Regions from separate parts of the Homo sapiens genome. Here region 1 is linked to region 2. A link is a loop called in an ENCODE intact Hi-C map of the cell type or tissue named here. Cell type or tissue: IMR-90. All regions are shown on one strand. Each heading gives the region's core, and the rest is flanking DNA. Links, peaks and the distances in the headings are about the cores only.

What was found. Peaks named below come from ENCODE experiments on the same cell type or tissue, not always from the same donor. Only the 100,000 strongest peaks of a DNase experiment are listed, where the experiment ranks them.
Region 1: it touches region 2 in a loop (7-fold over the local background); 2 of 110 quality-filtered maps call a loop at or near these places.

What each region holds. Positions count from the first base shown.
Region 1 is chr3:177,904,720-177,909,115 of GRCh38, reverse strand. No RefSeq gene overlaps it. Among named protein-coding and RNA genes, the nearest start is that of LINC02015, 90 kb to the right of the region's middle. In IMR-90, for the core only: a CTCF peak has its summit at 2,750; DNase peaks (open chromatin) are centred at 2,825 and 3,635; H3K27ac peaks cover 2,295 bases.
Region 2 is chr3:177,617,019-177,621,414 of GRCh38, reverse strand. All of the region lies in intron 2 of LINC00578 (long intergenic non-protein coding RNA 578), which reads right to left. Among named protein-coding and RNA genes, the nearest start is that of LINC00578, 180 kb to the right of the region's middle. In IMR-90, for the core only: no CTCF peak of the experiment used is centred there; a DNase peak (open chromatin) is centred at 2,234; H3K27ac peaks cover 1,096 bases.

The sequences.
Region 1 (4,396 bases), core at 254-4,253, 290 kb before region 2:
AAGCTGGAGCGCTGTGCTGAGAGATCCACTCCTCTCTTAAGAGCCACCAAGCAGGAACGTTTAAGTCTGCTGAAGCTGAGCCCACAGCCGCCCCTTCCCCCAGGTGCTCTGTCCCAGAGAGATGGGAGTTTTATCTAAAAGCCCCTGACTGGGGCTGCTGCCTTCCTTTCAGAGATGCCCTGCCAGTGAGGAGTCTAGAGAGGCAGTCGGGCTACAGCAGCTTTGAGGCGCTGCGGTGGGCTCCACCCAGTCCAAACTTCCTAGCAGTTTTGTTTACACTGTGAGGGGAAAACCACCTACTCAAGCCTCAGTAATGGCAAATGGTCCTCCCCACAGCAAGCTTGAGCATCCCAGGTCAACTTCAGACTGCTGTGCTGGCAGCAAGAATTTCAAGCCAGTGGATCTTAGCTTGCTGGGATCCATGGGAGTGGGATCCGCTGAGCTAGGCCACTTGGCTCCCTAGCTTGAGCCCCCTTTCCAGGGGACTGAACGGTTCTATCTCACTGGCAAGCTTATATCCACTGGCTTGAAATTCTCGCTGCCAGCACAGCAGTCTGAAGTCGACCTGGGATGCTCAAACTTGCTGCCAGGAGGAGCATTTGCCATTACTGAGGCTTGAGTAGGCAGTTTTCCCCTCACAGTGTAAACAAAACTGCTTGGAAGTTCAGACTGGGTGGATACCACTGCAGCGCCTCAAAACTGCTGTAGCCAGATTGCCTCTCTAGACTCCTCTCTGGGCAGGGCATCTCTGAAAGAAAGGCAGCAGCCCCAATCAGGGGCTTACAGATAAATCTCCCATCTCCCTGGGACAGATCACTTGGGGGAAGGGGCAGCTGTGGGCGCAGCTTCAGCAGACTTAAATGTTCCTGGTACCACTGGGGTATGAAAAGAAATTCCTGCAGCTAGCTCGGGATGGCTGCCCAGTTTTATGAAACTCAGGGCCCTGGTGGCATAGGCACCCGAGGGAATCTCCTGGTCTGTGGGTTGCATAGACCATGGGAAAAGCGTAGTATCTGGGCTGGAGTGCACCAGTCTTCATGTCAGAGTCCTTCATGGCTTCCCTTGGCTAGGGGAGGGAGTTCCCTGACCCCTTGCACTTCCCAGGTAAGGCAATGTCCCACCCTGCTTCAGCTTGCCCTCCATGGGTTTCACTCACTGTCTAGCCAGTCCCAATGAGATGAGCCAAGTACCTCAGTTGGAAATGCAGAAATTACTCATCTTCTGTGTGGATCTCACTGGGAGCTGCACACCAGAGCTGATCCTATTCAGCCATTTTGCCAGCCACTGAATTTTTATTATAATTTTGGATAATTGTGAAATTTTTTATTTGATAACTATGATTCTTTGGAAATGATGTCAAAACCAAGATATTTTCTCCTATTTCAACAGTCTCAATCCATTTCCATCTCTCTTCTTCACATAGCTCCTTGTTCTTCTCTCACATTTCTGCATTTCCTCTCACAAAGTTTAGAATTTCTGTAAGAGGTTAGCAAAGGTGACCTATGTCCAGTACGAGAAACAACCCTGTCATAATGAAGGAGAGATCCAGGCTACAGTGAGTGATCTATTCACTTGCTGCATGTCTTAGTCTATTCAGGCTGCTATAACAAAGTACTTTAGACTCAGTAATTTATAAACAACAGAGATTTATTTCTTAGAGGTCTGGAGGCTGGGAAGTCCAACATCAAAGCACCAGTAGATTTGGTGTCTGGTAATTGGCTTAATAGATGGTGACTTGTTGCTGCATCCTTACATGGCAAAAAAGAGCCAGAGAGCTCACTCAAGCCTCTTTTATAAGGTCACTATTCTCATTCATAAGGGTCAAGCCCTCACCTTATGACTTAATCACTTCCTAAAGGCCATACCTCTTAATACTATCACATTGGGTATTAGGCCTCAACATATAAATTCGTGGGGTACACCAATTTAGAACATAGTGCTGCACCTCAACGCAATTTAATGGACTATCATCTGGTCATACCTTCTCTCTGTGAAGATTTTTAGACCCTACTGGCTTACCTCCGTTAGTGATGCTCTCTGACAGTCTTCAGCTTGGCAATGTGCCTTAGTATAGGCACTGCATCCATGTTGCAACACAGTTCTCCATAGGGTTCTATATCATGAGTTATGGCAGGTATGTTAAGCAAGCTAGCATGAGCTTTTAAGACTCTGAAACACACACTGAAAATCCACACACATCATCCAGCATATGGAAAGCAAACCTAGGAGAAAATATGGAATTTGGAAAAAGGCATAAGAGAATGACATTAGCAAAATAAATAAAACAATAACGATTTGGGCAACAGCCAAAAACACAAGTAAAAAATGAGAGGTATTTTGACTCCCTAATATATTAAAATGTGTCATTCACATACTCACACTGCATGCATGATTTAGCTTTCTTTTTTCTCAGCCTCAGCAACAGCTAGGAATACTTTGTTGACAGTTTTTACCTCATAAATTTGGTTCCCTGATCTAATTTTTCATTACGAGAAAAAAGAAAGGAAAAAAACTTAAAGATCTTTCCTCAAATGAGATTCTCTTTCCCTCTGGGTTTTTATTGATTTGTAATTGCACTGATATTTCACATTTCTATTTAAAAACACCGTGTTCTAATGCTCAGTCTGGCAGAGGCTTCCTTTTGCATTTGACAGGACGCCCACCAAATCATTCTATTATGGAGACAGCTCAGGGTTCTGGGAAAATCAATAGGAGTTTAGCTCCTGGGAGGCAGAGAGATGGAGAAATGTGAGCAGTGGCTACTAGCAACCACTGGGCTAGGAATGTCTCTAAAGGCTAAAGTCAGGCCACAGGCCTGCAAAGTGTGGAATTTTAGCAGTTATGTAACTACATTTTTAGGTTAATGATTCAGTCTCTGTGTTTTGGCTCTGTTTCCTTGAGGGTAGCTGCTCCTGAGGGAGAAGCATTGTCGTTTCACTGAGAATTGCCACTTCACTGACCATCGTTTTTGTGTGAAAAAGAAAGGCCTTTTAGAAAAAGCAGATTTGTTTAAGTTTCTAAATAGCAAATCCTTGGCCCCTATAATTCACATTGCTTTGCCATCAATTTTAGACAGTGTTCAATTACACATTGAGGCAAAGACAGGTCTTCTCTTTAGCTATGTCCTGTTAAAAGCCTGCCTCCCTACTACTTGTGGTAGGTATCCATTCTAATGATTCTGCTAGCTGTTTTTCCCCCATCTGTGCCTGAAAAATCAAATCGTCTGCTCAAAAGTCAATGAAATGTCTTAAGCTGCTAGGGCAGCTAAATAAATCTGCTAACAACAATAACCTTACTGAGGAGGAATGTAAAAAAAAAAAAATTACTTTGTATTCCTCAGAAGGCATTCTGGTAAACAGTCACACCATACTAAAGCCCAGCTCTAAAATGCAACCTATCGCGGTGCTGGACAGATTATATTTTGTGAGCAGGGCTGATGGTTCACATGTAAACCTATGGCATTCATTCTGCTAACACCCCACCCACAACAGCTGAGAGTGAGCTTCTGCAATGAACTGCTTCAGAGTGGTTGGGGCTATTATCTAACGAGTTTGTATTCAGGCAAGGACCTGAGTCTTACTTGAAAAATGTTTAAGATTAAGGCTTTCAAGCAGCAAACCTTACCATCAAGGAGAAAGAATAACCTCCTATGGGAGATAGCCAAACTTAAAACAAAATTGACCAAGCAGAAAGTTATAAATAATATTATTTTAACAGGGTTTTGAGGTGCAGCCAAACATTTTGGAATGTTCTCAGTCCAAACAAAACCAGCATACTTCTCATTTTTTCCAACCTCATGACTGAGGCAGGAGGTAAATGGAAAGGAAAAAAGCCTACAGTTGCAAAATGTAAATTTAAAAGAAAAATCAATCTGGACAGTCATATAAACCAGGTGGCAGGCAAAAATTGGACTCATTTATGAAGAAATGCAAGGCATCCTGTAACAGGCAACAATTAAGGAACAGTAAAAAGACCAAAGAACTTGGAAACCAAAACAGGTTCAAATCTTAAGTCCACCACTCACAAAAATGTGGGTGTCTGGATAAACTTCTTAGCTTCTCTGAGACTCATGGTTCCTCACCTGGAAAATGGAGGGAATAGCACTGATCTCACAAAGTTCTTGCATTTAAAGAGATTAAAAATGGAAGCACCTAGCACAGCACTCCAGCACATACAAGAATGTTAAATCTCCACTGCCTCATCCTACTGTTTCCCCAGTCCCTCCACCCCACCTCCCACTCCAGCAAACCAGAAGAACTAAAGATTTGCCTTGGATTAAAATGTTTTAAGCAGTTTGGGTTTTGTTGGTTGTTGTTAAGGGTGATAGTGTCATACTAAAAAAATGTAACTGGGCTAGGAATCTAGAGAACTGAGTCTGTTTGATTCTGCAGCTTTC
Region 2 (4,396 bases), core at 219-4,218:
CTTCAACTAGAATGCTACTTAACCCAGATTAAAATCCACGTTTCCCGTGTAGTAACTGAGTGACTCTTGCTTCTGTGCCTCTGTCTCTCAGAAATAAAACTGGAATTCAAAATTCTATAGAGCTTATAAGATGGTTGTAGTAATTAAATGAGACAGGTCAGCTACCAGGCTTAGCGAAGGCCATAAACAAAGAAAGAATGTGACAAATGTTAGTTGCTCCTATTTTCATATCATCACCATCTAATGCTAAGTCTTCACTAGGGAAGGAATTAGGGTCTGGAGATGCGGTGGTAAAGGGAAGAGCAAGGGTCTCAAATGCTTTAGAGAGAAGATTCTCACCCAGAACAGTGACACATGAGGGCTTTGCAGGGCCAGGAACAGGTAAAGAAACTAGGAACCTGGTGAAGGGAAGAAGGCAGGAGGCAGAATAAAATATTCCTGGAAAAAAATTATTTTTGTTTGTTTCACAGTTTTCTCAGGGCCTATTCTATTCCAAGATATCGAAAAGAATGCTGGTGAAACTAGAGCTAAGTGGCTGTCTCAGAACCTACCAGAGTAGAGAGGTCAGGTCATTTCTAGGCTTCAGGTGGCTTGTCCACCTGTCCTGCCAGCCCAGTCTCAGTTTGGGCATTAGCTGATGGGCTAAGCTGCTTGTTTCATGCTGGTCTGTAAGAAGAGCTTACAAGTGGGAAGACAAGTTCAGCATCATCTTCAAATGACAATGGTCATATGAAATACTAAAGATAGTTTCCTGTAAAAACCTCCCACAGAAACGAAAAGTTTTTAAATAAAACATGTCATCCAAAATTGTAAAGTGAGAAAGATTGTTTTCATCTCATGTCTTTGAATTGTATTGTGAGAGGTATTGGTCTTCTTCCACCAATCCAAAGTTAAGGACAAATAAATTTCATTGTATCGGAAACTTTGGAGGAAAAATTTGATGCTATTATTTTCCTTCCATGGAAATTTTATTCTGGGGATATATTTCCGTAGCAAATGCATAGTAGTTGCCAAAGAAACAAGTTAATAGTAGGCTTGATAAGAGGGATTTCTTAAAATGAAGAGCCGTTTTATCCTCCCCACCATGTCTTTCCCTTTCAGAATACTTGCTGACTCACCCCAGCCTCCCAGAACATAAACGACGGTGTTATAGCCACGAAATCCTACAAAAACCACTTCACTTCCGAGCATGTACACACATATATGTGTGCGTGGAATGTGCGCATGTGTGTTTAGGGGGTGGAAGTAAGGGCTTTCCTTCTTTCTCTTTTTATTCTCTTTTTTTTTTTTCAGACAGAGTCTTACTCTATTGCCCATGCTGGAGTGCAATGGCGCTATCTCCGCTCACTGCAACCTCCGCCTCCCGGGTTCAAGCGATTCTCCTGCCTCAGCCTCCCAAGTAGCTGGGATTACAGGCACCCACCACCATGCCCGGCTAATTTTTGTATTTTTAGTAGAGACGGGGTTTCACCATGTTAGCCAGGCTGGTCTCAAACTCCTGACCTCGCTATCTGCCCGCCTCAGCCTCTCAAAGTGCTGGGATTACAGGTGTGAGCCACTGGGCCTGGCCTATCTTTTTATTCCTTAATAAAAAATGTTTGTTTCCTCACAACTTGACAGGAACTGGCTCTGAGATTTACAGAAATAACTGAAGGGATATCGCTCATGCAAATTATCCTGCTTCTTCATTAGCTGTGGTGCTCACAACAGCCAAAGCTCTCCGTCCTCCCTCTTTTTAGGTCATGTTAGGCTTTCCTTTATAATCATATTCAGTGGACTAGCATGCCTCAGTAGAATGTTGAGTGACTTGAAAAATACTTGGCTACCAGACAAGAAAGTAAAACAAAAGCTACGTGTGTAACGTTTAACAAAGGAACATTCAGAATCTTCCCTCTGGGAGAAACAAAGCAGCAAAGAACACCCTCGTCCTCCTCTCCCAAATAAAAACTGGGAGAAAACATCCTGGAAAATAAATGCCAACACCAGAAGCCAGTTACTAGGAAGAAACATGATGAAGTTTTAAACCATTTACTCTCATTTTGTTCTTTTAAACCAAGGCCACTAATAACCTCAGAAATGTCGACTGATTATCTTCTTTCTGCTTGGTTGGTATATCTGTACCAAAATGTTCAGATGGAAGGTAAACAAAGGCCTAGCAGCTCAGATTTTTTAAAATTTGAACTGGAACTCATTTATTTGTATTTCAAAATTCCGAGGCAGATTACCTGGAAGACATCCAAAACCTCAGAAGCCAAAAGTTCTGCCAAGCATTTTTCAGCTTGGTAATCGGTAATATAATACAGCCAGATCATTAAAGAAATCCTGTTCTGAATTCCCTTGAAGTTTCTAAGGCAAAGTTTAAACAAAAATTATTTCCTTCAGAGTCTCCTATGCATGATAAGTTTCCATCTGTGCATAAGGAAACAGCATAGTAGATTAGACACCTTGACTAAGAACAAATAAACACAACAAAAATAAACGTACATTGCATTTCTCTCTAGACCTGCATGGCTGTGTATTCACAAAGCAAAACATTGTATATCTTTCGTCTCTTAGGAAGAAGTTGTTTATTACTCCTTTGCTTTGTCATGGCCATCTTGCTCATTTACTTTTCAATAATCACATATTGAAAACCCACTCTGAAGAAGGTGCTGTGCCAGACACCATGTAAAGAGACAAAGATGTAGATACACAGACTCTGCGCATGTGGGGCATAATATATAGTGGTGGGGAGGAGGAGAAGATATATACAGATAGGTATTAAACCAGGTGGAAGGTGTTGGGAAAAAGTACCTTAGGAAAGGCAAGATGAGATGCTCTGGATGTCCGGAGAAAGGTATGTTAATTAGAATGAAGAGGTCAGGAGAGATTTCAGGAAGGAGGTGGAATGAGAGCTGCATCATGAAAGGAAGGTGGGATGTGGACAAAGTGGAGAAGGTCTTAGAGTACCATGGTGCTTCATCAAGTGCCTTGTTGCCTAAAGTGTTCTGCTTCTTTCCAACCTGTGTCACGTGTAAGTCCATTTATACACTTAAACCAAAACTGAGTACATGAGAACATATATTTCTCACCCACACATTAAAATCAAGTTGAGGCCGGGTGCAGTGGCTCATACCTGTAATCCCAGCACTTTGGGAGGACAAGGTGGGCAGATCACTTGAGGTCAGGAGTTCAAGAGCAGCCTGGCCAACATGGTGAAACCCCATCTCTATTAAAAATACAAAAATTAGCAGGGAGTGGTGGCAGGTGCCTGTAATCCCAACTACTCAGGAGGATGAGGCAGGAGGATCACTTGAACCTAGGAGGCGGAGGTTGCAGTGAGATCGTGCCACTGCACTCCAGCCTGGGCAATAGAGCGACGCTCTGTCACTAAATAAATAAATAAATAAATGAAACGAAGTTGAATATTATCTCACAGTTCTATACAATCACAGTTTGCTTTTTATGCTGCTATTTATTTTTTCCATCTAAGTTGTCTTAGTGCACCATCTCCTTAAATTAACTACCAGAAAACAGGTGAAACCCATGAAACCTAGTGTTTTAGTGGAGCCATCCACTACTCAAGACCAATGTGGGAACCGCAGTCTGAATTATTTGACCTCATCAATAAGCACATTCCCACTTTGCCTATGAAGGGTGCTTATAGTAAAGAATCATCTCTTAGCCACTGTTCCACTGTGTCAATCTATGGAAAAATCAAAACGCACTTACTGAATTCATTTAAGTAAGCATTCACTGGGAAATTCCTACCCCAAAGACACTGTGTCAATTCGGAGGACTCAGGATGGCTCCCTGCAGGCATCTCACAGGCTGGAGGTGGAACTCACACCCACCTGTAATGCAGTGTATGATAATAGAGCTGTACACACAGATCCTTGGAAGCACAATACACAAGTACATCTAATGCCCACATTAAACTTTTAAAATGAAGCTGGTTTTCATTTGCATATGTAAATTCATATTCCTATTATTTGGGCTTCTAGTTGTAAGATAAGCTGAAAATGTTCTTCAGACTTTTTTGGTATTAGCTTTAGAACCTATTTATATATGAAGCACATGCAAAATATTAGTATTATTTTTTAAGCCATTTGCCAATATTGAAAAAATAACTGGTTTCATTTACTAAACTTGAATGTGAATGATATTTCACTTTGTCCAACATTCAAATATACTTTCACATCCAAAGATTTGCCACAATTGAGAATACTGAAAAATGTGCCACATATTTTGAAAGTAATTTTAAAACATATACATTGGAAAAGCATTTAGAAATGTTTGTGACAGTGGAATCATTTCAATGTACTTTCCTACCTCCTTTGTTATCTTTGTCCATTTTGTGTTGGTATAACAGAATACCACAGACTGGGTAATTTATAAAGAAAAGAAATTAGGCCCG